Regions from separate parts of the Homo sapiens genome. Here regions 2, 3, 4, 5, 6 and 7 are each linked to region 1. Evidence: chromatin loops called from intact Hi-C (ENCODE). Cell type or tissue: heart left ventricle. All regions are shown on one strand.

Region 1 (4,000 bases):
TGGACACCACCTCCTGAGGTCTAGGGTCATGAGCATTAAGGATTTGGTGGATATTCACCAGCTGGGTGTCTGGCCTGAGCCTGGGAACTGCCGGGGAGATAAAATCAGAGACAAGGAGGCAGCACCCCTGTCCCTGGAAGTTGCCCCCTGAGAAGGACACTTGAGATGGACTGCCAGGGACAATTTTGCGTGATACACAGGATGCTCTGCCCCTGCTCAGGTCCATGCCAATGTAGCACAAACCCCTTCCACGTAGAGTGAATGCTCATCACTCACCCCGAGGCCCACAGTACTGGCTGTGGGAGGAACATGAACGCGATTGAGCTCTGTGACTAGCAGAGGCCATAGCAGCGTGAAGAGATGGGATCCCTTGAAGAAGAAAGTCTTCAGCCTGAGGAACCCATCTGCTTAAAGAAGGGCCCCCTCCTCCATACCACCCCAACCCCTGAACTGGGGAGGGGGGGCAGGCTCTTGGTGAGAAGTGGAGCCAGCTGGAAAGGCAGAAGCTTGGCAGACCGAGAAGGGGCTTCCTCTGGACCCTTGTTGGGACAAGAGAGACTGGAGAAGCAAAAGGGCCCGGGAGAAACATTGAGTCCATTTTAGGGAGGGCTGCCTGGATGTGGCCAGGACAGAGGACCGACTGGGCTTTTCTAGGCATGAGTAGGGGAGGCTGAGAGGTGGACAGGATGAAAAGGAGGTTGGGGGTATTGGGATATTTGCAGGAAGAGGTCTCCAGGAGAAATGAGGAGTGGCCGTCACCTCTCTGCCTAAGCCCAAATGACACCTCAGCTGTCCCCTCTGGAGAATGGAAAGTTATAGGACATGGCTGGAGGTCAGGAGACTTGGGCCGCTAATTCAGACACTGACCTGCTCTGGGCTCCTGGGAAGAGGCTGGAGGGGAGACACAGGGAAGAAGGAGGGTGGGGAACACCAGTGGCTTCCCTGTCTGGGCCTCAGTTTCCCAGAAGTATAATGGGGAGGAAACAAGAGCCCAGGCTCTGAGGCCCACTAAGAAATGAAGGGCGGGCGGTGCACTCTGTATCTCAGGACATGAATGCCGGCCTCTCTTTCCTTCCCCAGTACCAGAGCATCTTAGAAAATCACCTCACAGAATCCATCAAGCTCTCGCCAGACCAGTCAAGGAGCAGATGCTGCTGACCTCCAGACGCCTGCTCTGGAAGCCCAGAAACAGAGCCTGCCCCGAGCCTGGTCACCCCAGGCTTGAGAACAGGTGACCATCCCCCTCCAGCCCCACTGCCTGCCCAAGCACAGTGCAGGGGGCCTAAGCTCTGCGGCAGAGCCCTTGACCCTGGTGCTGGGCCCAGAGTCAGAGGGCAGCCCCTGGCTCAGGCTGAGTATAGTGAGAGCGTCTGGATGAAGCCCGGAATGTCAGAGCCAAACCCTGGTCCTGCAGAAGTCACCGTTTCCGCAGTGGCTCCAGCTTTCCCCACCCATCCACCCCTCAAACACTCCCGCTCCAGAACACACATCTCCGCAGACCGGCCACTGATTGGAGTCTGGTTACATCCTCCTGTGGACAGACCTTCCTCACCCGCTCCCACCTCACACCCCTCAGCCACAAGCAAAGCTTTGGACAATGGCACAGCTCAGCCTCCTTCAACGAGCAGACTAAGGAGTAAAGGTCTGGACCCCACATGCTGGGCCCGCCTCAGCTCCTGGCAGAAGCTGTCGTGCCTGAGACCCCCTCTGCTCCCTCCAGGGTAGAAGACTGAGGGAGCACAGGAGAAGCCACAAGGGACCATGGCTCATTCCTCCTTGCTGGGTGCTCAGGCAACTCACATAAATCTCTGAGTCTCAATTTGTTTATCTGTCCTGTGGGGGTGAGATGTGCCTTGCCCCCTGTATCACAGTGTGGTTTTGAGGACCAGAAGCTGTGCTTAAATCCAGTAGCTGTTGTCAATATGCATTTATTTACTTCTTTGACAAGTTTATTTTTGCGTATCTACTATGTACGATGCATTGAAGTCCAGTGACAAACAAAACACAGGGACTCTGCCCTCCTGGAGCCGACATCTGGTGAGGGAGAGACGCAGACTCTAGACAGATATTTCCAAATAGCAGGTAAGTGCTATAAACAAAGGGAAACAGGGTAATGGGATAGAGTGACAGGGGGTGGGATGAGTTGCTATTTTAGATGAAGTGGTCCAGGAGGGCTTCCCTGAGGAGGTGGCATTTGGTCTGAGGGCTAGAGAATGAGAAAGCAGCTGTCACCTGAGAGCTGGAGAAAGAACATTCCAGGGAGAGGGAGCATCAAGACCCAAAGCCCTGAGGCAAAAACAAGCTTGCCATGTTCCAGGAACAGTGAAAGGACATCCATTGACCTAATACTCAAAGCTGCTGTCCCAAAGACAAAGCAAAGGGGACCCAGCTCCCTTGGGTGGCTCCTAGATGCTCTGCTGCCTGACCACCAGAGGGCAGCAGTGCTCCTTCTCTTCCAGGCTGAGCAGAAAGTGGATGCTCATGAAGGTTTTAGGAGCTGGGGTTTTGTCCTTCAGATGCTCAAAGCTTGTTCATGGGCTTGGAGGCATGTTTAGCCCTTTGGGATTTGTAAGGCAGAGAATTCCAATTTCTTAAGCCTAGTAAGAAATGAGCAAAAACTTCAATATATATGACTCAGGCAAGAAATCAGCATCTGTGGCAAATACTAGAATGAAATGCAAGAAAGCTCACTGCAAGGAGTCTCCCTCCCTGCAGATTCCAAGGCTGGAATCTTTTTCTTCTGGCTCCAGGCAGCACAGACAGGGCCTAGCCTGGAGAGGGTGGACAAGATGTCCTCTCAGGGTCTTCAATGGCCAAGTCCATGCCCACTGCAGAATCTTTCTGTCTACCCGTAAGTATCCTTTCCTGAGTTCCAGGCAAAGCTGGGGATGTTAGCCTATGACTGTCATCTGACTTGGAAGGTACACCTAGGGGCCGGGGGGAGGTCAGCAGGGGAGTTTGGGAGCCACTTCTCCCCCCACGTGGCACTGGAGTGTGAACTGGCTCATTCTGGACACCAGCATGGAGCCAGCACGGGAACAGGGGGGCAGCCTAGAGCACAAGCTCTATCTGTGTCCTTCAGAGCTCCTGGGAAACATGATGCGCCCTCATGGGAATGGCATTTTGCATATCACACAGGCTGTCCTGGGAGTCAGGCAGACTGGATTGTCACGTGCGGTGTGCATGCAGCAGCTTGTGCACTGCAGTGGACCTGTGGACCATTTCTAAAGGTGCACAACAAATAATAAATGTGTCCTTCTTTGTTTTTATCTTTTGTGCGACTTAGATTTTATATTTTTAAAAATACATCTACGTGGTTCGATATGAAAAAGATACTAAAGGGCAGACAACTAAAAGTGAACTGAGACTGGCTACATAATTTACAGAACCCGGTGCAAAATGGAGATCCGGGTCTCTTGTTCAGACATTATTGAGTTTCAAGACAGCAACAACAGAGCCTACGATCAAGGATGGGCCCCACTGAGGGCAGGTCACTCATTCATGGAATCAATCCTTAGCAAACAATGAGTCTCAGACACACTGAAGCTAGAATGGAAAAGATTCTGAGTCTGCAAGAGGCAGAGCCACGCTCAGATTCAATAGGAGTTCCAAACCACACATTTTGCACCTTCTTCAGACTCAGGAGCCAGGACAGAATGTTCCAAATGCAGGGTGGGGATTGCAGGGGCTGAGAACCTGCAGCCTCTGTTCTGTCACAACCAGGGGACATCTCAACCCATCCCCCAGGCAGAGGAAACTGAGCCAACAATCAGGGCCACATAGAGGTCCTCCCTACGCACCACCCCCCATCCCACTCCCACCCTGCTCCCAAGTCTGGGACTGGCCCTCAGTGTCCACCCCAGCAGGTATAGGAATTGGCAGAGGGAGGCAGCATCTGGAGGCTGTGACTTCAGGCCGGGACAAGTGGCACCCACTGGAGCCTGGTTGGGGGTGTACAGGCAGCGCTTCTGGGGTCCTTCATCACCATCCCTGTAAAGAA
Region 2 (4,000 bases), 310 kb after region 1:
TTGTATCTTCACACTTGTGCCACTGTGCCATCTCATTGCACACCGATTGCATTTTATCCCTTTTGCCAAAGGGAGCTGCGATCAGTTGTTTTCTGTGTCCCCAGCATCTTCACAGCAGGCTTATACACAATTGAGGCTCTGTGGTGTTGGGTGTGGGTAGGTGGGTTTCAGTGCTGTCTGACATTCCCTTAGGGGAGGTTAGGTTGCATGCACTGAGGTATACTTCCAAGGGTCAGCAAGCTTGGGATCTTTAAATCAGAAAATGAGTTTCTTTGAGAGCCTACCCTTTCCTTGCTCACCACTGAGAGTGACTGTTTTTGAGAACACACTTGCAGAGTACTGAGTCTGACTTGGAGCCCTCTCTTTATAAATGGGACTGATCACAGACTCTAGGACTCAGATCTAATAAAGCCTTACAGGCCAATGAGTTTGAAACCCTAGAGGTGTGGGACATGGCAGAGTTGGAACCAGCACCATGGTCTGACTCTTGGTGCAGGGCACTGCCCATCTGTAGGTTTGCATAGATCTTTAGTCTCCTGGCCTCTTTCCTGTATACCTCACCTCCTAAGGGAGGCCAGGCTAAAGGGAAGACTAGGATTGGCTGTACATGGACAGGGAGAGCTGTCTAGCCTGGCTGACTGGCAGAGTTCAAGTTCAGTAGGAGGAAAGCCATTTAGGCTTCTCTTTTCAGTGGCTGTACGAAAAGGCAGGATGGGGGGAAGGAATTTCCGAGTGGCCTGGACACTGTGCCAAGCTCCCTCTTCCCCCTCCATGTTCATATTCCCCTACCTTGGGCCAAGGAATTTCTTGGTACTGCTGCCCCACCTTGTAGGGAAGCATTTATTGTGGCCCAAGAAGAGAATTCAGTTACTAATTTCTGCCAGGAACAGAGTCCAACTCTGGGAAGGACTAGGGAAGAGGGCAGTTCTACCCCCAGATGTCCTGGTTATTCGGCTTAGTTTCAGGTGACCGCTGACCCTTGGCACTGTGTTGGTACCTGAGAGTGTGTGGGCAGGTGAAGGATGGGGTAAGTGCGGCTGGGGTGTCCTTCTCCACCTCATTCCCCTTGACTCATTGGTAGGAGGCCATGAAAGTCCAAATACAAAGTAGGGATTTTATATTCCTATTTCACAAGGGTGAACATGAATCCCTTCCTGAATGTCATGTAGCCTCATCAGTGAGCCCTTAGGGGGTACCTGCCCGTGAAGAAGCAACTGCCGGGGGTAGGGGGTGCATGTGAGATCACCTGGTTGCACAGATGTAAAGAACCTTCGGCATTATCCAGATTAGCTCTCATTTTACAGGTGTAGAAACTGAGTCCCAGAGAGGTGAGATGGCCTGTCTAGGCTACACAGCTCTTAAAAAAAGTGGCTGAAACAGGACTGCCCTCTCCTGGCTCCCAGTTCAGAGCACCTTCCAGCATTTTCAAATGGTTCGAATTTTCTGCTCAACCACTGTTTATTTGTGCAACCTTGGGCATGTTACGTTCTGAGACTGAGCTGTTCATCTCGAATATGAATATTAAACACCTACCTTGGATTTGGAGCGTATGAATTGTATGAGTTATTAGAGAGAAGGTACAATATATCAAGTACCTGGCACACGCTAGACGCCTCTGAGGCAGTTAGTAGGGGTCGGCCACTGTGTTCATTTTCCCTGTGGATGGAAATCGTGCTGTCTCATAACTATGGGATCTTTGTCCCACCTTCTACCTCCCTTCTCAGCCTTCCTCCAGCAGGCAGGTCTGCTGCAGTGACCTCTCCTCACCTGTTGGGGCCAGCACCTGGGGAGGCAGTTGCATTCTTGGCATTCCTCTTGCTGCTAGGGGCTGAAAGAGGCGCTGGTGTGGTGGGGGAGGCACGTGGGTGAGGGGGGGGAATGGAAACCGAGAAGAAAGTGTACTTGGTCTCCCCTAACCACAGCCGCTCCTGTTTGGGAATGAGAAAGCCCTTCCTCCACTGAGGAGGCGACCAAAGAAGTGGCCGCCAGGAACTTTCATATCCTGTATCTCAAACACACTCCACATCTATGAAGTTGGTGGTATTAATCTAAGTTTCTGTGCCTGTAAAATGGGTATACTAATTGTACCCACCTCATCGGATGGTTGGAAGATCAAGACGCACGGCAGAGTGCCTAGTATGTATTATAACCTCAATGTTGGCTGCTATTGTGCGTTTTCTTTTCTGTTTTGTGTGCGTGTTTGTGGTTTTTTGTTTGTTTGAGACAGAGTCACCCTGTTGCCCAGGGTGGAGTGCAGTGTGGCATGATCTCGGTTCACTGCAACCTTGACCTCCCGGTTTCAAGCAATTCTCATGCCTCAGCCTCCCGAGTAGCTGGGATTACAGGTATGTGCCGCTATGTCTGGGCCTGGCTAATTTTTGTATTTTTAGTAGAGACGGGGTTTCACCATTTTGGCCAGGCTGGTGTCAAACTTCTTGACCTCAGGTAATCTGCCTGCCTCGGCCTCCCAAAGTGCTGGGATTACAGGCGTGAGCCACCGTGCCCGGCCTGCTGTTGTTCATTGTGGATGAGGAAACTGAGGCATGGGAAGGTCAAGTTACAGGCTCATGCAATTATAATAAGTGGTGGAGCTGGCATGCAAACCCAGGTCAGGCAGACACCCAAACCCAGGTCAGCCTGCAGAGTCTGCCAGGGTTTGGGGACGTCAGGATTCAGAGGGTTGTGGTCCCTCGGGTGGAAGAGAGCTCCAGGTTGAAGAGCACTGCTGGTCCTGGTTTGGAGGGCATGCCCAGTGTGACCTTGGGTTGCAGCTGTTCTCAGAAACTAAGTGTGATTGGGAGGCCCAGGTGCCTGGAGTCAGAATGTGTGTCTGTATTGACTGTCACCATGGGATTGCCAGGTGACCCTTGGGAGAGTCCCCATGCTTCAGCCCTAGCTTAGGCTGTCCAGGACTGACTCTGGCCAAGGTGAGGGTCAGCCAGCCCCAGAATCCCTGTCACTGGGTAGGAGAGGGGAGGGGAGGGCAGTGCTGGCTCCAGGGACTGCCCCTCTGTCCCTTCCCCTCCCCTTCCCCCAATCTCCTCTGGCATTTGTTTCCTTTCCAAAGCTGGACTGGAGCTCTCAGACAGGGCAACAAAAGCCACTCTCCACCGCGCCACAGCCACCTGTTGGGTTTTCACACATTGGGGGTGAGTGGGGGGAGGGAGCCATTGCCCTTTTCCCAGTGTCTGTGGTGTGCCCCCTCTGCCCCCCTAGGGCCTGGGATTCTCTTTGCTGCCCGAAGTGACGGGCTCAGGAGCCGGAGGGGGTGGGGGCCAGCAGCAGCTGGAAGGGGAATTGAGTGGGAAGGGGCCGGCGCTGGCAGCCGGAGAGAGTTTGATGGATTACTCTGCAGGCCGAGAGGTTTCTCCCTAATCCCCCTTTGTGTCCCGGCCTGCAGCCCCCTCACCCTCTCTGACAAGCTGCTAAGCAGAAGGCTTCCAGTAACGGTGAAGAAAAGGCAGCTCAGCAGGGCGAACTCTAAATCCCTGGCCTCCAGGCCCTGGGGGAGGCAGGCACCAGGGAGCAAGTCCGGGATGGGGCTGGGGTCCCCCGTCCCACTGCCGGCCCTTATTCTTTCTTAGGAGTCCCTGAGGTGGGGGGGCTTCATTCTGAGTGGGGTCCTCAGGTTCCCCTGGGAGCCCTGTGAAGTCGTGGGCCTCCGCTTTTTCTGCAAATCACTGTTTTTTTCTAGGGCAAGACTGGGGAAAGCAGAGACCCTCACTGCTTTGGAAATATTTGGCCCCAGAGAATCAAAGACTGAGTGGGTTGGGAGTCACCAAAGCCGTGGTTGTCTAATGCCGTGTCCCTCCCACCATCTCCCCAGCAGCCCAAGCACATGGCACCCCTCACAAAGGGGATCTGTCATGATGGGGAGCGCATTGTCTCACAAGAATGCTCATTTCCAGGTCTCCTGGCTAGTGCAGGCTCTTTCTGGGGTGTCCCCAAGGCTCCCGTGGAGCTGCCGTGAGGGTGGGGCTCGTGGGGAGTGCAGTCAGTG
Region 3 (4,000 bases), 170 kb after region 1:
TTCCTCTTACCTGGTGGAACTCTCTTTAAATTTATTTTTTACGAATAAGAGCTCTTCTGGTGAAATGGAATAGGATGGGAGTCCATCAGGAATTAGGAAGCCTGGGGATTCCTTTAGGCAGAGAAGTGGAGCCATTACAGCTAAAGAGATGCATTTGGAGCAAGTGCATATTGGCTTACGGTGCTTTGGTTTTTGTTTTGGGTTTTTTTTATTGCTACTTTTGTTTTTTTGTTTTTGTTTCTAAGAATTCCACTATATCCAACTCTCAGTAACCCTGGGGAACAGGAGGAGCCTAATTAACTGAAATGCGTGGGTAATAAGCAATCGTTTTATGCTCTGTCCCTTCTAACTGAGATAACTCCCTTGTCCTATCTGACAAGCTCACAGGGCCAAGAGCAGGGGGAGACGGGGAGAGACAGAGGCCTGGATCCGAGTCAGCTGTCTGAGCTCTTTGTAACACTGTTGACTCTCAAGGGCAGGAGTGGGTAGGCCTCTGGCTCTTGGCCTTGGTCTGGCAGGCTTGCCCCACTGCCCAGGGAGTCCTCCTAGCTTTGTTTTGTTTTCTCAGAAGCTAGAACGATCTGGGGTCTGGGGGACTTCACTCAGCAATCAGTTTCTCCCTATTTCTTTGCCCTGTGTGGCTGTCTTTCTGTTGCTGTCTTGTGATGATAAGCAGTCACTTTATACAGGGGTGGCTGTGTGGCAGGGAGTTTGTGACTGAATTTGTAACTGAACCCCACTTAAATAATGCAGGGTTCTTAATGGGCATTCAAGAAGGGGTCTTGCTGAGGACACACCTACCCACCCCCAGTTGCTGAGGAAACAGTGCAGAGGGCTTCTGCACAGCATCTTCCCAATCCCAGGCTGGTCACATCTCATTGCTGGTGACCACGGTGGTGATCCCTCAGGAGGGTTGCTGGTGGGGAGGATGGCGGGGATAGCTCCTGCTGAGCCTCCAGATGGAGCAGTGCAGGACTGAGTAATTTTTGCGGAAAAAGGGAGGCAAATAGCAAACTCTATAGCTATATGATGAACTCCTAACTTCCTTGGGGGGAAATTCTCCCAGTACAAGCTGTCCTTTGCTATAGTGTAATGTTCTTTTTCTTTTCTTTCTCCTTCCCACATAAGGTGTTCCACACTGATTCTCGTGACTTTAAGGACCAGGGATTTGAAGAGGTATTAGCTCTTCCCAGGAAGGGAGGAAGTTTCTGGAAGAGAAGGGAAAGACGGCAGACGCTGCGCTGGGACCAGCAGAGCCTGAGGAGCTGTGGGAAGCTGACAGAGCCCAGCCAAAGGAGCGGGAAGGAGCCGCAGCCCCAGGCTGGCACTGTGTTCTGAAAGATTTGAACTCAAGCTGCTTTTTACGGAAGAGGGGCCACTTCAGAGGGCACCCCAGAATTTGGTTGAGCTCTTCTACTCTGGATGCCCCCTGCTCTGAGGAGCCTGCCACTGAGAACCAAAGAAGATAAGAGGACAGATACTTTTTCTTCAAGCACAGAGCTGGTGGGTTGGAGTCAGGCATCTGCACCCCTAGTGGCTGTCTGGTGAGGAATTTCTTGTTTCTTCCCAGCTTGCGGCTTCAGTGCTTGATGGGGCTGCCTGTTGGTGGATCAGTTTTTGCAGTGCCTGGTAGGAGTGGAGAGCCGTGGGAAGAGGTCCTGCGGCGCCCAAGCCTGGGTTCACCCCAAGACTAAGTTCTTTCCCAAGTTAGAGAAGAAGAGAGAAAGCAAAAAGAAGAGAGGAAAGTTCTCCCTTCCCCTCCTCCGTGCCTGTCATGTCCTCTAAGCCAGAGCCGAAGGACGTCCACCAACTGAACGGGACTGGCCCTTCTGCCTCTCCCTGCTCTTCAGATGGCCCAGGGAGAGAGCCCTTGGCTGGGACCTCAGAGTTCCTGGGGCCTGATGGGGCTGGGGTAGAGGTGGTGATTGAGTCTCGGGCCAACGCCAAGGGGGTTCGGGAGGAGGACGCCCTGCTGGAGAACGGGAGCCAGAGCAACGAAAGTGACGACGTCAGCACAGACCGTGGCCCTGCGCCACCTTCCCCGCTCAAGGAGACCTCCTTTTCCATCGGGCTGCAAGTACTGTTTCCATTCCTCCTGGCAGGCTTTGGGACCGTGGCTGCTGGCATGGTGTTGGACATCGTGCAGGTAGGACCTGAGTAGGGCAGCTCTTGACTGTGAGCCCAGGGCCACCTTTGCCTGCTGGGAAACTTGGAACTTCCTCTCTACCTCCCTGTCAGAAGTGGCTGCTGCTTCCTAGAATACTGTTTTCCTTTGGATCATGTCCTCGGTTTCTTCTTGGTCTAGTTCCTTTCTACAGAAGCCTCAAGGAAACCGAGTAGCCCTGGGGAGGTGATCAGGGCAGTATTGCTAAATAGAAACAGAATTGGCTCCCGAGCTCAGGCTTGGGAGAGGAGAGATGGAACAGGGTCGTTGCTTGCCATCTCTCCCAAGCAGTCCTGCCGAGCCCAGCTCAGTAGGAGACATTTACAAGGGTCTCCTCTTTATGCCTTTTGTCCCCTGCATTTGGGGTTTCAAGGATACCCATAGTAGAAAGCTCAGTTTCAAGCCTCTCCTCCATCCCCCTACTGGGCAGGAATTTGTTCAGCTGCCAAGAGGGTCTCAAATTAAGTAGGAAGGCTCTTGAAGGCATTTTGTGTTGCTTATCTTCCTGTAACCTTGGCATAATCCCCTTGGGGGGTGGGGGTGGGCACTTGCTGTCTGATGCATGATTTGGAGATTTGGTGTAACAAGACCCAAATGTGCTAATTATCTGCTGTAAATGGGGACAAAATGTAACTAGGCCTGGGCAGAACTGTCTCTCCTCTTTGCTCCTCACCTGTCATTCTGAACCTGCCCTGGGCAAAGAGGGTTCTTTTTGAGGACATTGGGTAGAATGAAGGATGAGAGTCGGTGGGACATGGAATCTAAGAGCCAGAGATGTGCCATGTTAATTTATTGTGAGTCAGGACTTATGAAGAACCTCCAGGTCCAAGAGTTAAAGTTTTGTTTTTAGATAAAAGTTTTTTAGGCACAGTGTGGCACACCAAACTTTTTGAAGGTGCTGGGTTTACCTAAGTAATTCAGCAATGTGTATCAAATTCCTGCTGAATGCTGGCCTCTGTCCTAGGTACTCAGAGAAATATTAATACCAAGGCAGGAGGAGATCTGGCCTTTGCTTTTTGGGACCCCCAGTGTTCCCTGACTGTGATATCTCCCAGAAGGACACGAAGCTTAGCATCACCTTCCCTGTGCCAAGCCAACCCTACAGACCATAGTGATATAGAGTTCTGCTGGTAGGTCTCACCATGCCTGTGTCCTGGGAGACTGAAGGGGGTTGGTTCTTGATAGTGTGTGCACATGGAGAACTTTGACTTGAGCCCTTCAGGGGAACCCTGCACCTTTGGTTGCTCATGAGAGTGCTGTTTAAGTCATGCCAAAGTGCCTTGCACTGCCTCCCCTTTCCCCAAAACTGTTATCTTGAAGGTTGTTCCTACATGGAGGTTGGGAAGCCAGCCTGGAGCTTTGGGTTCCTCCTGCTAGGGGCTGCTCCTCCCCCTAGGGCCGGGACTGGGACAGTAGGAGGAGGAGAAAGAGACTAGGGTAACATTTTTCTTCACCTCTTCTATTCCTTTCCTGTGGCCTCAGTTCTCATTCTTGAAGTTGTTGCATTCTGGTTTGATACCTACAAAGGGTTGCAGAGCCAGGGTCCAGAGGTGAACTGAAGAGAGTTGTCTTATTTTCTGGATAATAGTAATGGTAGTGGGGAAGCATTTGGGGGGCTCTTCGGTAGGCCCATGAGGTAGGATCCATAATCATCTCCATTTTGTAGGTAGGGAACTTGTAGCTTAGAGGGATTAGGTAACTTGTCCCTGGTCATCTGACCCTAGAGCCCACACCACTAACCCCTGTGGCCTTCGCCATGGCCATGGTTCACCAGTTGGTTAAAAACTCGGAGAGGGGGCCGAGCTCAGTGGCTCATGCCTGTAATCCTAGCACTTT
Region 4 (4,000 bases), 190 kb after region 1:
CATAACTTTAGGACAGTATCAAAATCAGGAAATTAGCATTGATGCAATCTGCAGTGCTTATTCAGATTGAACCAGTTTTACATGCACTCGTGTGTGTGTGTGCGTGTGTGTTCGTTCTATGCAGTTTTTATCACAAGTGGAGATTTGTGTGACCACCACTATAACCAAAATACAGAAAACTGTTTCATCACCACAAGGCTCCCTTATGCTATCCCTTTACAGCTAGATCCACCCTTATTATTACATTTTAAATTTTTATAGGTTTGATTTTTGAATAGTCACATAGTTCAAAAATGTTTTAAGGTTCATAGAGAAACCTCAGTGAAAAGTCTTCTTTTCTGTCCTCTTCTTCACAGCCATCTGTTTCTCTCCTTCACAGACCATCAGTATTATCCCTTTCTTGTGTGTCCTTCAAACCTATTCTATATTTATAAAAGTAAACATATATTTTTCTTATTTCCTTCCTCTTTTTTACACACATGTAGTATACTGTACACACTGTCTGCACCCTGCATTTTTCATTTAAGTTTATCTTTGAGATCATTCCATATCAATACATAAAGAGAACAACACCCTGATTTTCTTACAGCTCCATCATATTCTGTGATACACAGACCATAATTTTATTTCGCCAGTCCTGTATTGATTAACACCTATCCCTCCAGCCCCCTCACCCCCAGCTTTAGAAAGGTTGTGTTCGGACATCTTGGCAGGGGCGGGGCTGAGAATCAGCCATATGCTGTTGCCCTGCAGCAGTTAGCCAAGCTGCCACATTCCATTGCTAGTGGGTTCCAGTGCAGCACGTGGTGGGAAGATGGGGGTGGATATGCCAGGGGTCTGTGGTGGAGGTTTTCAGCTCATCCCTTGGCCTGAATTGGAAAGGATGAGCCTCAGTGCCATCACCCATGATGAATACCCTGGAGACATTCTTGCCTCTGCTGTCCTCTCTAGATCTGTGGAGGGCCAGAGCGTGACACTTGATCCCCTGTAAAGGCTCTTATTGATCCCTTTGCCACCTCCTCCCAGCTGTGTGTCCTGGGGCCTGCTCAAGAAGCTGGAATGTGAGGACAGCTGCTACCATTCCCTTCCTAGGGCATGTCCCAAAGGCCTCCTGGCCATGCTCTTTATTTGGGACCCTTCTGCAGCTGCTGGAAAGGGTGTGAAGTTATGGAAGGTAGGGGAGCCAAGGCCGTGGTAGCACAAGACAGCTGTGTGCAGAGCAAGGGAGAATGTGAAGAGTCATCTCTGGCTTCCTTGGAGAGAGGGCAGGATTCTCTCAGGCAGAGCCTAAAATTTAAAAAAAAAAAAAGAGAGAGGACAGGAGAGCAACCAAGATTGCCTAAAAATAGGTATCAGTTCTGGCTTCTGGATCCCTTAAGGGCTGTGGTTCCCGCATCTGGATCCCTTAGGGCAGAATTTTCATACCACAGTATTTACAAAGTATAGTCAAGGGTAAAACCTCCCAGATGACTGACTGTATTAGAGCTTGACCGTCAGAATCTGTTTCATTCTCACGCAGATGCAGTCATTTAGGGAGCCCAAATGTCAGGCACTGTGCAGATTCTAGGAGATTCAGGCCTGCCCCACCGTGGTATTCTAGATCAAGGGCATCGCCAACTTAAAAGCGCATGTAAATCTTGTTAAATGCGGACTCTGACTCAAGAGGTCCAGAGATTTTGCATTTCTAACAAGCACCCAGCTGTTGTTGATGCTGCTGGTCCTGGGCCCACTAGCGAGATTCTGATCTGAGTCATTCTTAATTATCTGTATTAATAGAAGGTAAGCAAGAACACAGATAAAATCAAAGCCACAGATCATGTCAAATGTATTTTGAATTGGTATGCATTGTCTGCTTTATATTAATATTGAGGTGACTTATTCACAATTCAACTTTATTAGGACTAATGTTAAAATAAACTTGCATTCTTTGAGCCCAAACAATGGAAAAGAATGGAATGAAAAGCCACAACAACAGAATGAAAAGGGTCAGGAGGAAGCCAGCTTGGGATGATCATCTGTTACTTAAGACAACCGCCAGCAGCAGCTTCAAACACTATCCTTATACCACTCTGCCGAGAGAAGACATCCCTTTAGGAAAAGCTGACTCCAGCAGCCAGCCCCCTGCCATGCTCCTGGAAAGGCCAACATGGCAGGAATTGGAGTGACCCCAGAATGAGGTGACCCAGAGTTAGAGGCAAGAGGGCTGAGTTTCTGCAACAAGTAGGATTTAGGTCAGGAAGCTCCTTGTTTGGTAAACTTGGGAGCAGAATATAATGCTGATGTGGGTGACCCTGGGTCGTAGCAGCATCTTCCTTTCTAAAGAGCTCTTATTGTGCCTGTTGTCTGCTCAAAGTGGTAATTGTGGGGTGGAGAAACACAGAGAGGTTGCTGGGGTGGAAAGAGGAAGATTAAAAAGTAAGGATTATGGCCAGCCAAGCCCTGTGATGCACTGAATGGGTCTGATCATGTGGCCTCTGGCTCCCCCTGGAGAGAGAGGATGGCTATAGGCTGGGCCCTTTTGTCTCCCCAGGTGCTGATTCTCCTGTACATCGCAGACTGGATGGTGCACTGGATGTGGGGCCGGGGCCTGGACCCGGACAACTTCTCCATCCCATACTTGACTGCTCTGGGGGACCTGCTTGGCACTGGGCTCCTAGCACTCAGCTTCCATGTTCTCTGGCTCATAGGGGACCGAGACACGGATGTCGGGGACTAGCTTGGTCACTCAACATTTTCCCCATCCCTCTGCACTTTCTATTTGAAATTTTTCTTTTGTTCCCCTGTCCCTCCTCCACCCCACACTCCCACCTCTTTCTAGGACTTCACTTTGATACCAAATTCTCATTATTTTCAATGGGAATTTTTATACATTGAGCCAAGTTTGTATAGCAAGAATTTGGGAAACACAGATGGCCTGAGATAAGCAGTACAAGTAGGTTTTTGAGACAATCACCAAGTGCAGTTTCATGGTGGGTGCCTCCAGGTGATGTGGACTGGAGCAGGGGAGTTTTGTCTGGAATCTGGGGACATGGGGTTTGGCTTTAGCAACCTGTCTTGGCCCTAATGAGAAACCCTTTGTAAGTGGGCTCTGGATTTTTGGTTTTGTTTTCTTTTTATCTGTTTTGTTTTATTTTTGGTTTTGGTTGAACAGAGGGACAGAAGAATAAGTAACACTCCCAAACACAGACATACTTTTGTAGAAGTGGACCAACTTCAAAGCTCTGGACAGGAGACACCTGCTCCAGGCCCCTGTGATCCCAGTTCTGTTCTCTTGCCCTCTGGACCTAAGCGTTCCCACTCGCAGAAAGAGTAAGGTGGACTGACTTTTCAATTTGTGCACATGCCTCTTGTTCAATGGCCTGGTCAACATCAACAACCCCTCCCTCTGATCATTTCCAGTTGATTGTCATATCCAGGAAAAAATGGAACAGTGCACTCTTCTCCCTGTTGACCCATGTCCACCTATTGGTTCCCCAAAATCCACATTCTCCCTGGGCCCAAATGACTTTGTCTCCCTGGGCCCAGATTCTTTGTCTCTCTTCAACCTTCATCTCAAATTGTCTCTAAGCACTACCTTCCCCAGAGCTTGCCAGGTTGGGTTTTGAGATTAGGGTCAGGTCATGGGTATGTGGAGAATGGTTTGGAGGTTGAGGACAACCACAGGTGTCTCATTGCTGCCATTTCTCCTGAGGACATAATCACTTGGTCACCTTGGACCCTGTCACTTCCTAAAATTACTCGTTCTGTCATGCCATAGAGGTCAGTTTTCCTCTTTCTTGGCTTCTACCCACAAACATTCACCAATCATTTATTCGTTCATTTAGCAAATATGCAGCCTCCGCAAGATGAGCTCTCCTGCAGACAAGCATGGTCTGAAACATTCTTTGAGCAATATTTATTGAGTGCCTACTATGTGTTAGGTACTGTGCCAGGCACTGATAAGCCAGTGGTAAGGGAAACACAGCTCTAACCTCACCTCATTCTCCAGGTTACAAAGGCC
Region 5 (4,000 bases), 270 kb after region 1:
AATGTTTATACTCACAGAACACACTTGCATTCAATTCCAAATACCCATAAGAACTACGCTGAATTTTGAATTAAAGATTACTTGTTAGGTGGACAATGTGGTACAAGATCCCTCTTTAGAACTGGGCTGATATTGTAGCTATTAGGGCTTTTTTCTTTTTAACTTTTCCTCTTGTTTACATACTTGCCTTGTCAGCCAAATACTATAATTGAAATGCAAATTTGGCTTTGAAATTAAATGCTTTGTGCATCCTGTTATCCGTCAGTGACTAGCTAACTTTTTAAATTTCTTTCTTTCTTTTTTTTTTTTTTTTTTTTGAGATGGAGTCTTGCTCTTGTCGCCCAGGCTGGAGTGCAATGACATGATCTCAGCTCACTGCAAACTCCACCTCCCGGGTTCAAGTGATTCTCCTGCCTCAGCCTCCCAAGTAGCTGGGATTACAGGCATACACCACCACACCTGGCTAATTTTTGTATTTTTAGTACAGACGGGGTTTCACTATGTTGGCCAGGCTGGTCTTGAACTCCTGATCTCAAGTGATCTGCCCACCTCGGCCTCCCAAAGTTCTAGGATTATAGGCGTGAGCCACCCCTCCCGGCCATTTTATTCTTTTTCGGAGATATGAGAGTCTTGCTATGTTGCCTGGGCTGGTCTCAAATTCCTGGACTCAAGGGATCCTCCTGCTTCAGCTCCCCCAGTAGCTCAGATTACAGGTGCAGGCACACTGCCCACATACATTTATTTCTTAATATAATGAGTTGTCTCAGGTTAAAGTTGAATTTGGATGAGCATTAACCATCTACTTTTCCTCATAATCCTTAAGTATTTTATGGATAACATAGACAATTTTATGTTTCAGGACAGTGCTGAAGAAATGCAGTCTGATTTAAAGGATTTCAAAAACCAACAAGTGGATAAACAGATGAAGAGAGGTTAAAACACACTTGGAGCTACCTAGACTCCTATCCATGAACATCGGTATACAGTACTACACTGTAGTTGTGCAACACATATTACCTCATTTAATTTTTCCAACAACTGTGAGATCGGCAAGTGTTTGTTCTTCCAATATTGTAAAGAATAACCTGGTTCAGGTAAGATGAGGTTTTATGTGGTACCTGATGTAGCTAGTATGTAGTACAACAAGGGTTTGAATCAGTGCTGTGTGCTTTAAGTTATCACAGTTGTTCGTTCTAAAGCCAGCTCCCTTTGGTATACATGGGTCCCTTAAGCCTTCTTCCTGGTATTGAGCTTTTGAGCATTTTGCTGTTCTCTCACATCTCCCAGTAACAGTGATACTTGAACCAGTCCAATGAGTTACATCAAAGATTTAATGGGGAAAGTCGGAAACTTCAATGAGTAAGGAGATTTCTCATTGAATACTTCGGTTTGCTTGAAAATCCTGGTGACCCCTAGACACAAAGCCTCAAATTATTTAAAAGCTTTTATTTTCTGATTATGTCTCATGATAGTGACTGTTGAGGAAAATGTTCGTCATGTTGACTGTATAGCAGTTACAGTCTGCCAGTAGAGGGCAGTGTTTGTCCTCCATAGGTAGTGGAATGCTTGCTCTCCCCATCTCATTTTTAGATACTATCAGACTAGGCTCAGGACATTTTTAGATACTGTCGGCTAGGCTCAGTTGATATTCTGCAAGTGTATCAACACCTTGCCACTTACTTGGGTTATCGAAGCCCTGTGATCAGTGTACCCAGTTAACATCCTAATGTATGTAGCAGCAATCTTTTCTGAATTTTAAATAGGAAATAGAATTTCTTGATTCATGCACATCTGTCTTCTTGTGTTGTTCCCTCTTTATATCTCCTAAGCCTATGTGGATAACATCCCGAAATAGAAGTGCAGACTGAAATTTCAAAATGCAGCTGTGAACTCTTTGCCCTATTTTGAAACAGGTGTTGTCTTTGAAATTGCCTTCCAGCTCAAAAGCCTTGTTTCTTGTACAATCAGCACTGATATGTGTTCACACACAACAAATACTTAGATTTGTTTTCAAGGTAATATGGTAGTTTGTGTTCCTTTATCTTGATGACTTGCTTCTCTTTTCCTCCATTATCTTACTAGAATAGATAGGTACTCATTTTGACATGCTTTGGCTGGGTCACCACCAAGAGAAATCAGTATTATTCATGGGTGTGCCCCCTGGTTCAATAGTAAACCCTGCACAAATATTGTGAAATAAATGCTGTGTTAATTCTGGGGTCAGGGAGTGAGAGGGTACAGCCAGAGTTCCCATCCTAATAAAGCAAATAATTACTTTAAACTATGATAACAAAATGTTGGAAATAATTGTTTGCCTTGATTTAGCAGTAAGCTGGCACCCAGAAGGGATTTGTTTAAAAATCTAACTTTAAGGAACAGGTTGATCAAGGAAGAGTACACATATATATTATTATTGGTAATGTTTTAGCTATTAAGTTGAATACACAAACCCTTTTATTAGAATGTGTAAGACCACCTCCTTGGCTGATGTACAAAGCAATGTGTGTAATAGTTATACTTTTTCCATCTTGGGAAGAAACACAAATACACAGTCTATATGTAGTCAGGGCTCTCCTGATTATAAGAGATTAGGGTAGATGGGTAAAGTAAGGCTCTGAAGGAGATAGAAAGTCATTGATCCAAGAAAAATGATAGCCTAAATTTTAGGATATGATAACTACCAATTTGGTAACCCTAGCTGATTGGTTATCTGGTAAGAAGTGTCTCATCCATAAAGAACTGAACGTGTGTAGTAATATAATTAACAAAAAATAAGGTGCAGTGGCTCACACCTGTAATCTCAACATTTTCAGAAGCTGAGGCAGGAGGATTGCTTGAGGCCAGGAGTTCATACCAGCCTGGAAAACAGTGAGATCCTGTCTCTACAAAAACAAAATAAACAAGTTAGCTGTGTATAGTGGCATGCACCTATAATCCCAGCTACTGGGGAGGCTTAGGAGGAAGAATCACCTGAGCCCAGGAGTTCAAGGCTGCAGTGAGCTATGATCGCACCACTGCACTCCAGCCTGGGTGACAGAATGAGACCCTGTCTCTTAAAAGATAAAAAGAAATAACGAAAAATAGATTGTGAAACACTGGTGTTTACCAAGAAGTGTGTAGACAGTGACCCACACTGGATCCTCATTTTGTGGCTATAAATTGGGTCTCTTGTGGTTCACTAATTCAGCCTAGAGGAATACAAATACTAAACACTTTAAAAATATCGTTTTACTTCTAAGGTAATCAGGAATAATGATATAGCTAAGCTCTTTTATAAGGCACTAAATGTCTTTAGGAATCAAAGACTCAATGGACGTTCTGTTTAGACCTTGGAACATAATCTGGGGCTTCAGTAACCTGACTTCAAATCTAATGCATGCCACATCTCAGTTACAAACCCCAAGCTCCCCCTGTTTTGTCTTTTCCTCCTGCTTCTGACCTAATTAACCCCATCTTTCTTTTCCTTCGTGTGTGTATGTGTGCGTGTGTGTGTGTGTGTGTGTGTGTGTGGATGAACAGTTAGTTTCCATGGGGTTAGCGTTTTTGAGGCAAAAATATTGTTTATACATCAACTAGATAGTCCTAGAGGTGGATGGGGAACCAGCTGTTCGGTAGAGAGCCACACAGTTGGCCTGAGTACAAGATAAATAGCATTCCTAAGCTCTGTTGTAGGGAATGCTGGTGTGACTTGAAGTACACAGGATATACACAGTATCTAGTTCAAAAGAGTGGTTTTTGTGCTAAACCTTATAAAATCACCAGTCCTGGGCCATTGGCAAAGCAAGTCAGTCCTTTTCTCACCTTGCTTTCCTTTCTCTTGCCATGCACTTAAGGGAAGCAATAAGACCTCTAATATTTAGCTCTTGGGCTACTCTTCTCTAGAAGTCAACACCATTGCACAGTCACTGTGCAATGAGAGAAGCAGATGGCTCTCTCTCTGGGAGAGCTAAGTCTAAGTAAGGACACACTAATAATACCAGACAGTGGAAACAGGAGTTCT
Region 6 (4,000 bases), 190 kb after region 1:
TAGTATAATGCTGTTTACTGTACTGTATTTTTATTACATTATCTAAATATGAAATATTTTAATATGGCACCCATGAAAATGTCTGGCTTGAATGATTAGAAACAAAACAAAAAAAAAACTCTACAGCCAGGCATGGTGGTATGAGCTTATAGTCCCAGCTACCCAGGAGGCTGAGGCCGGAGGATCAGTTGAGCTCAGGAGTTCAAGTCTAGTCTGGGCAATTTGGTGAGACTCTCTTTTCAAAAACACAAAAATCTTAATAACTCAAGAAAGAAAAAGAAATTGCAGAAAAGTGAAGACAGCTTGGCCAACCAAAAAAGAATGTTTAAAAATAATTTCAAAGACTTTACAGTCATATTTATGTTTAGTTAAGTATGAATGACTAATATTATCTAGTCATTGGTGATTTTTTTAAGTTAAATGAAAAACACATCCAAATAAGTTTAAATGTTCTGTCCTGGCCAGGCGCGGTGGCTCACGCCTGTATTCCCAGCACTTTGGGAGGCCGAGGCGGGCGGATCACGAGGTCAGGAGATCAAGACCATCCTGGTTAACACACTGAAACCCCGTCTCCACTAAAAATAAAAAATAAAAAAATTAGCCGGGTGTGGTGGTGGGTTCCTGTAGTCCCAGCTACTCGGGAGGCTGAGGCAGGAGAATGGCGTGAACCCGGGAGGCAGAGCTTGCAGCAAACCGAGATCGTGCCACTGCACTCCAGCCTGGGTGACAGAGAGAGACTCCATCTCAAAAAAAAAAAAAAAAAGTTATGTCCTATTCAGTCATATTTATGTGATATACAGTCCTTGTTTTGAACATAAATATTTTGTATTATATTCAAATGTTAAGTGAAAAAAATGTTGAACAATTGTATAGAGAACATTGCATTAGAAGAGCCCCAAATTGCGGCCTTCTTGGGACACCCACATGTTTATCTGTCTTTTACTCGGCCACAGGCTGTCATGCGCATAACTTTCAATCATATTACCTAAATTGTTAACTACTTCACAAATTACTCAGAAATAAAGTATGTGGTTTTTAGGAATTCGAAGTCCATGGAAAGGGAGACTAAAGCTTTAAGAGGTTAACTTTAAGACCTGCCCCAGGTGTCAAAGACGGAATATTAACTACAGTCTCCTGATTGGCAGGCCACACACCAAACCACCCTTCGACACAGGCTCAAGAAGGTAGCGGGGAAAGATGTCACCATGGCCGGAAGTGCTCTTAGGGGACCCACGTCCAAGCCAAGAACAAGGCCACTGATCTCTCGCCCTCATAACTCCCATCCTGTGGAGCCAGAATAGTCCATCATGTGCCCACTCATGCTTCTGCTCATGCTTCTACATTCTATATCTCTCGCTTAGCTTAACATCTAGGTTATCTTTTTTCTGTATCAGGGTCACAGCTGGCTGCCAGAATCCTCTGAGATGACCCAGGGCTTACCTAGAATTTCTCCTGCTTCTCCAACCAGACACAACTGCCAGGCTGCCTTCGCCAATCAGGGCAGATTCTTTTTTTTTTTTTTTTTTTTACTTCAGTAAGTAGGGGTCCTGTTTTCCACCTTTGGAATGAGGAAACTCAGAAAACATGCTAAGGATGCTGTACTCTTCTGGGAAACCTCCCTCATCCCCACACCCAGCTTAATTTTTAAAAATAGTTGTAATTAGAGGTAGACAGACATAGTAATAGATTTGGATCCCAGCTCTCTCAGCTCGTGGCCATAATTAGCCTCTTTTGGTCCCCAAAATGGAACAATAATGCCCTCTCTGTGGGGTTGTTAGGCACACAGAAGATTCGACAAATAGAAGCTTTTATGATGATGATGATAAAATGTGGGTTGAATTAGTGGTGGTAATAATATGAAGGAACTGGGGAATGAAGAAGTGGATAGCCCTGGAGCGATGCTGGGTTTTTTTGTGAGGTTTTTTTTGTTTCGTTTTTGGTTTTTGTTTTTTGTTTTTTTTTGAGATGGAGTCTTGCTCTGTCGCCCAGGCTGGAGTGCAATAGTGCGATTTCGACTTACTGCAACCTCCACCTCCCAAGTTCAAGCGATTCTCCTGCCTCAGCCTCCTGAGTAGCTGGGATTACAGGCATTCGCCACCACACCTGGCTAATTTTTTTGTATTTTTAGTAGAGACGGGGTTTCTCCACGTTGGTCAGGCTGGTCTCGAACTCCCGACCTCAGGTGATCCGCCCGCCTCGGCCTCTCAAAGTGTTGGGATTACAGGCGTGAGCCACCAAGCCCAGCCGATGCTGGGTTTTATCCATCTGTGACATGGGTGCAGCTGAAGCTGGACAACGCTGAGCAGTGAGGAGGACCAGCCTGTTTCACAGCTAGGCTTCCACTGGGCGAAGGCTATGACATGGCTAAGCTAAGCCAACTATGACCCTGAGTCCAGCTGCATCCTCAGAGGCTCAGAAACCTAGTCCCATTCAGATGTCATCCCACTCAAGGAGGCTGCCAGACCCACACACCCCCAGAGGCCTGTGCATAAGACCAGATGCCAGCTGGTCAGTGGACTGGACGGACACGTCAGCCTGACCAGCACATTCACTCCTGGAAGCAAGCCACAAGGGAAGGCAGATGATCAGAAAGTACCTGGAAAGTCAGGAATCCTAATAGAGAAGTTAGTTTTAAAACGCAAAAGTCCAGCAGGCGCCAGGCCTTGTTATATTTGGCTGCATGAGTCTGCACAATAGGGATACCTGACAGAGGGCCAGATATTCTTGTAAGACTCTGGTCCCTCTGCCAGACAGAGCCCAAAGAAGTGAAGCCAGAATTCTTTCAGAGTCTCCTTTCTTTGCCTCTGAGACCTTTCTTTGGATCAGTGCATTCCTTCTTTAGGTGTGTTTATACCTTGGGTCAATGTCACCTCCTGCCTGGGCACCTCTCATTACATGTGGATTTCACAGTTTATCTTTGAGAGGGGTAGGAGGACAATGCTACTTCCAAGTTCTTGGCAAGGAGGGGCAGGTTATCAGTGGATAACTAAGGATGGCCTATGGGTGCAATAATTTCTGCTTTTCTCACCTCCTAGAGAGTTGAAATAACATAGGAAATTAGAACAGTCATGTCTGTGTTGGAAGGGAACTTTATTTTGTTTCACAGATGAGACTTTCCTGTGCCATATGGACAGTTGGGAACCACACAACCAGTTCTTTGAAGCAAAATTTTCTCTTTAGTTTTCACTTTTTTCCTGTCTTCTTTCCCTGGCCTTTATTTGGGGTGGAAGGAGGGTAGCCACAGAAGGAGGCAAATGTGACAACCAAGGCAGTGAAAACTATAGTTTGATGTTTTCCCTAGATACTCCCAGGCCCAAATCTGGCCTAGACCCTTGGCACGGGCCAGCAGAGGAATGACTGGCAGGCTGCCCTTTGAACTTGCCAGCCTCTCTGTCCTGAGGGTTTCCTTGGGCACCTTGCTGCGAAGTCTTCCAGCTGAATGCTTAGCTGGGTCACAGGCATTTCACCAAGCTGCCTGCCCCTCCCCAAAGCAACAGCCAAAAAGTTATGATCATCGAAGTGAGTCTGGGGGTTGGGGCTGAGGAACAGCTGTAGCCTCTTGACCTCACCCTTCTCTGGGTCTGTCCCTCTCCTCTGTGCTGCTGCTGGGCCATTTGCTATGTCACTTCAGTCTTCCCTTCATGTTACAAAGCATTTTTCCACTCTGCTCCTAGGACAATGTTGGAGGCTCTGGAGATTATATAAGCTGTCTCTCTCCTATTTGAAGTCAAGCTCCCAAGTCCTTAGGAGATTGCCTGGCACCAGATCATTTCTTCAACAAGTGTTCATTGAATTCATAGTGTAGGCATCACTAATAGCTACCTGACATCAGCAACATACTAAGATGCACACCACATCCTCTGTGTGGGGCTCTTGCCCAAAATGTTTCTTAAATCAAATCTTGAGGCAATAAACAGACAATCCAGGATATGCGACTTCCTGTAAGACAACTGGCATGGACTCTAAAAAGAAAGTCAAAAAAAAAAGGGCAAGGGATTGT
Region 7 (4,000 bases), 320 kb after region 1:
TTGGGGTGTCCCAAGGGAGGAGGAGATGCAGGACTGCTCTCATAGAGCTCTCAGACTGTAGGGAAGACCTGCCCCTGCGTCTCGTAGCACTTGAGGAGAGGAGTAGGTAAGTTCGTAGCTGAGAGGCTGGTTAACTGAGTAGGTAGCTGCAGGGGTGAGAGGTATGGAGGGGAGGGGCTAAGGTTTTGGTTGGGGGAGCCTGGTCCCTGAGACCCCTGTTAGCCCACTGATAACCTTCTTCAGCCTTCACTCTTCTGCTTGCCTGGGCTGGGGGCAGGGGGCTGGCATCAGCGGCCAGGCCTGAGTATGTGCTGTCGTGCCAGGGAACGTTCTGGGGCTAGCCATCTTCTCCAGATGGAGGAGCATGTCTGTCCTCGGACCACTCCAGACTCCAACCTCAGCGGACATTCCTGGGGTGGCAGGCAGGGAGGAGAAGTCCTGGGAGGCCCCTTCCTAACAGCAGCTGATGGCAGACTTGGCACTGCACGCTGTCTGCCTGTTCCTTTGCCCACTTGTTGAGCTGCATGGTGAGCCGTGGGCTTCCCTGGTGTCAGGTTTGAGCTCTGCCATGGCTCCCACCTCGCAAATGCAGCCAACTCAACTCTTCTGGCATGGGGACAATGTTGGATAAGACCTGGCCTTGTCCTTAAATAGGAGGCTCTGGGCCATCAAGGGCAGGGGTTGGGGGGATGGTGGTCGACCAGTCACTCTGATCTAAGTCAGACAGCAGGAAGGAAGTGAGAAGCCTTCAACATTAGCACAGCTGGGGCTGGGGGAGGTGGGAAGAGGGACATTCCTCCTGCTTGGGGTCTACTGGATTCTCCCTGCCCCAAGGCTGGGGACAAGGGAGCTCATGGCAGGGCAGCTACCCTAGTGGCATCTGGGACCCCAGAGAGGCAGAGCTTCTCTGCACCGGGCAATGAGGATTTCCAGATGTCGGAGTGGAGGGCAGGCAGGAAGGAAGGTTAGGAGAGCCTGCGTGGGGTTTGGGCCATCAGGGGCCCTGCCTTGGCTTTTGTTCCTCTGTTCTGTGCATCTCTTACCACCGTCTTCATTCCCCCTGTGTCTTTTCCTTACCTTGGAGCTCTGTTCTCTCTGATCTGTGATATTGAGTTTGTCTGCCTCTTACCTGTTCTAAGAGGCTAGAGGAGACCTAGACTTCTGGGTTCACATTTGTCCCCGCCCTACCCCGTTACCCTTCTCCCACTCCTGAGGAAGGGTCCTGGTTAGACTTGGACCAAGTAGGGTCTCCATCTTCTCTCCTGCTCCTGATTCTCATGAAGTCCCATTGCCCCTGGGATGGAGGCAAGGGTCTGTTCTCACAGCTGGGGTGGTGCCAGTGCTGGGTACACACCTGTCCTCTTCCCCTTTTCTTCACCCCTCTGCCTTAGGTGTTCCTGCCCAAATACCGAGGGGACACTGGAGGTGCTAGCAGTGAGGACAGCCTGATGACCAGCTTCCTGCCAGGCCCTAAGCCTGGAGCTCCCTTCCCTAATGGACACGTGGGTGCTGGAGGCAGTGGCCTGCTCCCACCTCCACCCGCGCTCTGCGGGGCCTCTGCCTGTGATGTCTCCGTACGTGTGGTGGTGGGTGAGCCCACCGAGGCCAGGGTGGTTCCGGGCCGGGGCATCTGCCTGGACCTCGCCATCCTGGATAGTGCCTTCCTGCTGTCCCAGGTGGCCCCATCCCTGTTTATGGGCTCCATTGTCCAGCTCAGCCAGTCTGTCACTGCCTATATGGTGTCTGCCGCAGGCCTGGGTCTGGTCGCCATTTACTTTGCTACACAGGTAGTATTTGACAAGAGCGACTTGGCCAAATACTCAGCGTAGAAAACTTCCAGCACATTGGGGTGGAGGGCCTGCCTCACTGGGTCCCAGCTCCCCGCTCCTGTTAGCCCCATGGGGCTGCCGGGCTGGCCGCCAGTTTCTGTTGCTGCCAAAGTAATGTGGCTCTCTGCTGCCACCCTGTGCTGCTGAGGTGCGTAGCTGCACAGCTGGGGGCTGGGGCGTCCCTCTCCTCTCTCCCCAGTCTCTAGGGCTGCCTGACTGGAGGCCTTCCAAGGGGGTTTCAGTCTGGACTTATACAGGGAGGCCAGAAGGGCTCCATGCACTGGAATGCGGGGACTCTGCAGGTGGATTACCCAGGCTCAGGGTTAACAGCTAGCCTCCTAGTTGAGACACACCTAGAGAAGGGTTTTTGGGAGCTGAATAAACTCAGTCACCTGGTTTCCCATCTCTAAGCCCCTTAACCTGCAGCTTCGTTTAATGTAGCTCTTGCATGGGAGTTTCTAGGATGAAACACTCCTCCATGGGATTTGAACATATGAAAGTTATTTGTAGGGGAAGAGTCCTGAGGGGCAACACACAAGAACCAGGTCCCCTCAGCCCACAGCACTGTCTTTTTGCTGATCCACCCCCCTCTTACCTTTTATCAGGATGTGGCCTGTTGGTCCTTCTGTTGCCATCACAGAGACACAGGCATTTAAATATTTAACTTATTTATTTAACAAAGTAGAAGGGAATCCATTGCTAGCTTTTCTGTGTTGGTGTCTAATATTTGGGTAGGGTGGGGGATCCCCAACAATCAGGTCCCCTGAGATAGCTGGTCATTGGGCTGATCATTGCCAGAATCTTCTTCTCCTGGGGTCTGGCCCCCCAAAATGCCTAACCCAGGACCTTGGAAATTCTACTCATCCCAAATGATAATTCCAAATGCTGTTACCCAAGGTTAGGGTGTTGAAGGAAGGTAGAGGGTGGGGCTTCAGGTCTCAACGGCTTCCCTAACCACCCCTCTTCTCTTGGCCCAGCCTGGTTCCCCCCACTTCCACTCCCCTCTACTCTCTCTAGGACTGGGCTGATGAAGGCACTGCCCAAAATTTCCCCTACCCCCAACTTTCCCCTACCCCCAACTTTCCCCACCAGCTCCACAACCCTGTTTGGAGCTACTGCAGGACCAGAAGCACAAAGTGCGGTTTCCCAAGCCTTTGTCCATCTCAGCCCCCAGAGTATATCTGTGCTTGGGGAATCTCACACAGAAACTCAGGAGCACCCCCTGCCTGAGCTAAGGGAGGTCTTATCTCTCAGGGGGGGTTTAAGTGCCGTTTGCAATAATGTCGTCTTATTTATTTAGCGGGGTGAATATTTTATACTGTAAGTGAGCAATCAGAGTATAATGTTTATGGTGACAAAATTAAAGGCTTTCTTATATGTTTATTGGCATGTGTTTCTTTTAGGAGGGGGAAAGACCTGATCTTTCTACAACATTCTTAACTCTCAGTTCAGGGAGCCCTTTGGCTTTTGACAGCTTCACTTCCCAGTGGCCACCAGCAGGTGGAGGCATAGACCAGCACTCTTTGTGTCAATTGCCAATTGTGGGGGGTTGTGCTGCACCTTGGACTGGGGGGTTTCGGAGTTGGGGAGAGGGGGTCAGAAAGAGTCTGAAGTGTGGGGCAATGGTGGCATTTTCCTTCTAAAAGACCCCTGAGTAGGGATGGGCATGATGACTCACGCCTGTAATCCCAGCACTTTGGGAGGCTGAGGCAGGTGGATCACTTGAGGTCAGGAGTTCCGAGACCAGCCTGGCCAACATGATGAAACCCTGTCTCTACTAAAAATATAAAAAATTAGCCAGGTGTGGTGGTGCGTGCCTGTAATCCCAGCTACTCGGGAGGCTGAGGCAGGAGAATCGCTTGAATCCAGGAGGTGGAGGTTGCAGTGAGCCGAGATCGTGCCATTGCACTCCATCCTGGGTGACAAGAGTGAAACTCCATCTCAAAAAATGAAAAAAAAAAAAAAAACCCATAGTGTGGCCAGGAGATGGAACAAGCACCCATCACCCACAGCATGGGAATAGGGAATGCACTTGGCATGTGCACGATGAGGCTTTTGACCCCACTGTGCCTTGGTTCATGCCCCTTCCCCTCTCCTCCACCCTCGTGCCAGGTCCGGTCAAACTCAGAGTCTTCCCTGCCCTGCCATCTCCCCGATGCCTCCAACCTCGA

What was found. A loop is a pair of places that touch in the nucleus more often than their neighbours do. Peaks named below come from ENCODE experiments on the same cell type or tissue, not always from the same donor. Only the 100,000 strongest peaks of a DNase experiment are listed, where the experiment ranks them.
Region 2: a loop joins it to region 1, with 5 times the contacts of the local background. A loop is called at or near these places in 19 of 110 quality-filtered maps.
Region 3: a loop joins it to region 1, with 4 times the contacts of the local background. A loop is called at or near these places in 104 of 110 quality-filtered maps.
Region 4: a loop joins it to region 1, with 10 times the contacts of the local background. A loop is called at or near these places in 104 of 110 quality-filtered maps.
Region 5: a loop joins it to region 1, with 23 times the contacts of the local background. A loop is called at or near these places in 4 of 110 quality-filtered maps.
Region 6: it touches region 1 in a loop (6-fold over the local background); 104 of 110 quality-filtered maps call a loop at or near these places.
Region 7: it touches region 1 in a loop (14-fold over the local background); 58 of 110 quality-filtered maps call a loop at or near these places.

The regions. Positions count from the first base shown.
Region 1 is chr1:205,976,009-205,980,008 of GRCh38, reverse strand. RAB7B (RAB7B, member RAS oncogene family) reads left to right here. Exons shown (of 6, transcript NM_001164522.3): 6 at 1,081-3,269. The coding sequence ends at 1,158. It overlaps SLC26A9-AS1 (SLC26A9 and RAB7B antisense RNA 1), which reads right to left. Exons shown (of 4, transcript NR_110984.1): 4 at 1,914-3,990. Among named protein-coding and RNA genes, the nearest start is that of RAB7B, 25 kb to the left of the region's middle. In heart left ventricle, a CTCF peak has its summit at 2,414 (motif pointing right); DNase peaks (open chromatin) are centred at 2,418 and 3,118; H3K27ac peaks cover 1,445 bases.
Region 2 is chr1:205,670,086-205,674,085 of GRCh38, reverse strand. The region is part of intron 1 of SLC45A3 (solute carrier family 45 member 3); the gene reads left to right. Among named protein-coding and RNA genes, the nearest start is that of SLC45A3, 8.4 kb to the left of the region's middle. RefSeq lists an enhancer at 3,508-4,000. In heart left ventricle, no CTCF peak of the experiment used is centred here; no DNase peak of the experiment used is centred here.
Region 3 is chr1:205,808,216-205,812,215 of GRCh38, reverse strand. SLC41A1 (solute carrier family 41 member 1) reads left to right here. Exons shown (of 11, transcript NM_173854.6): 2 at 1,129-2,146. The coding sequence starts at 1,775. Among named protein-coding and RNA genes, the nearest start is that of SLC41A1, 3.0 kb to the left of the region's middle. RefSeq lists a silencer at 1,722-1,953. In heart left ventricle, no CTCF peak of the experiment used is centred here; DNase peaks (open chromatin) are centred at 445 and 1,975; H3K4me3 peaks cover 4,000 bases; H3K27ac peaks cover 3,276 bases.
Region 4 is chr1:205,790,249-205,794,248 of GRCh38, reverse strand. SLC41A1 (solute carrier family 41 member 1) reads left to right here. Exons shown (of 11, transcript NM_173854.6): 11 at 2,531-4,000. The coding sequence ends at 2,716. Among named protein-coding and RNA genes, the nearest start is that of RAB29, 17 kb to the right of the region's middle. RefSeq lists an enhancer at 2,558-2,617. In heart left ventricle, a CTCF peak has its summit at 2,491 (motif pointing left); no DNase peak of the experiment used is centred here; H3K27ac peaks cover 609 bases.
Region 5 is chr1:205,708,838-205,712,837 of GRCh38, reverse strand. NUCKS1 (nuclear casein kinase and cyclin dependent kinase substrate 1) reads left to right here. Exons shown (of 7, transcript NM_022731.5): 7 at 1-16. Among named protein-coding and RNA genes, the nearest start is that of SLC45A3, 30 kb to the right of the region's middle. In heart left ventricle, a CTCF peak has its summit at 1,520 (motif pointing right); no DNase peak of the experiment used is centred here; H3K27ac peaks cover 290 bases.
Region 6 is chr1:205,782,695-205,786,694 of GRCh38, reverse strand. No RefSeq gene overlaps it. Among named protein-coding and RNA genes, the nearest start is that of RAB29, 9.2 kb to the right of the region's middle. In heart left ventricle, no CTCF peak of the experiment used is centred here; a DNase peak (open chromatin) is centred at 2,420; H3K27ac peaks cover 2,924 bases.
Region 7 is chr1:205,657,063-205,661,062 of GRCh38, reverse strand. SLC45A3 (solute carrier family 45 member 3) reads left to right here. Exons shown (of 5, transcript NM_033102.3): 5 at 1,392-3,212. The coding sequence ends at 1,829. Among named protein-coding and RNA genes, the nearest start is that of SLC45A3, 21 kb to the left of the region's middle. RefSeq lists an enhancer at 398-986. In heart left ventricle, CTCF peaks have their summits at 1,971 and 3,317 (motif pointing right); DNase peaks (open chromatin) are centred at 1,942 and 3,342.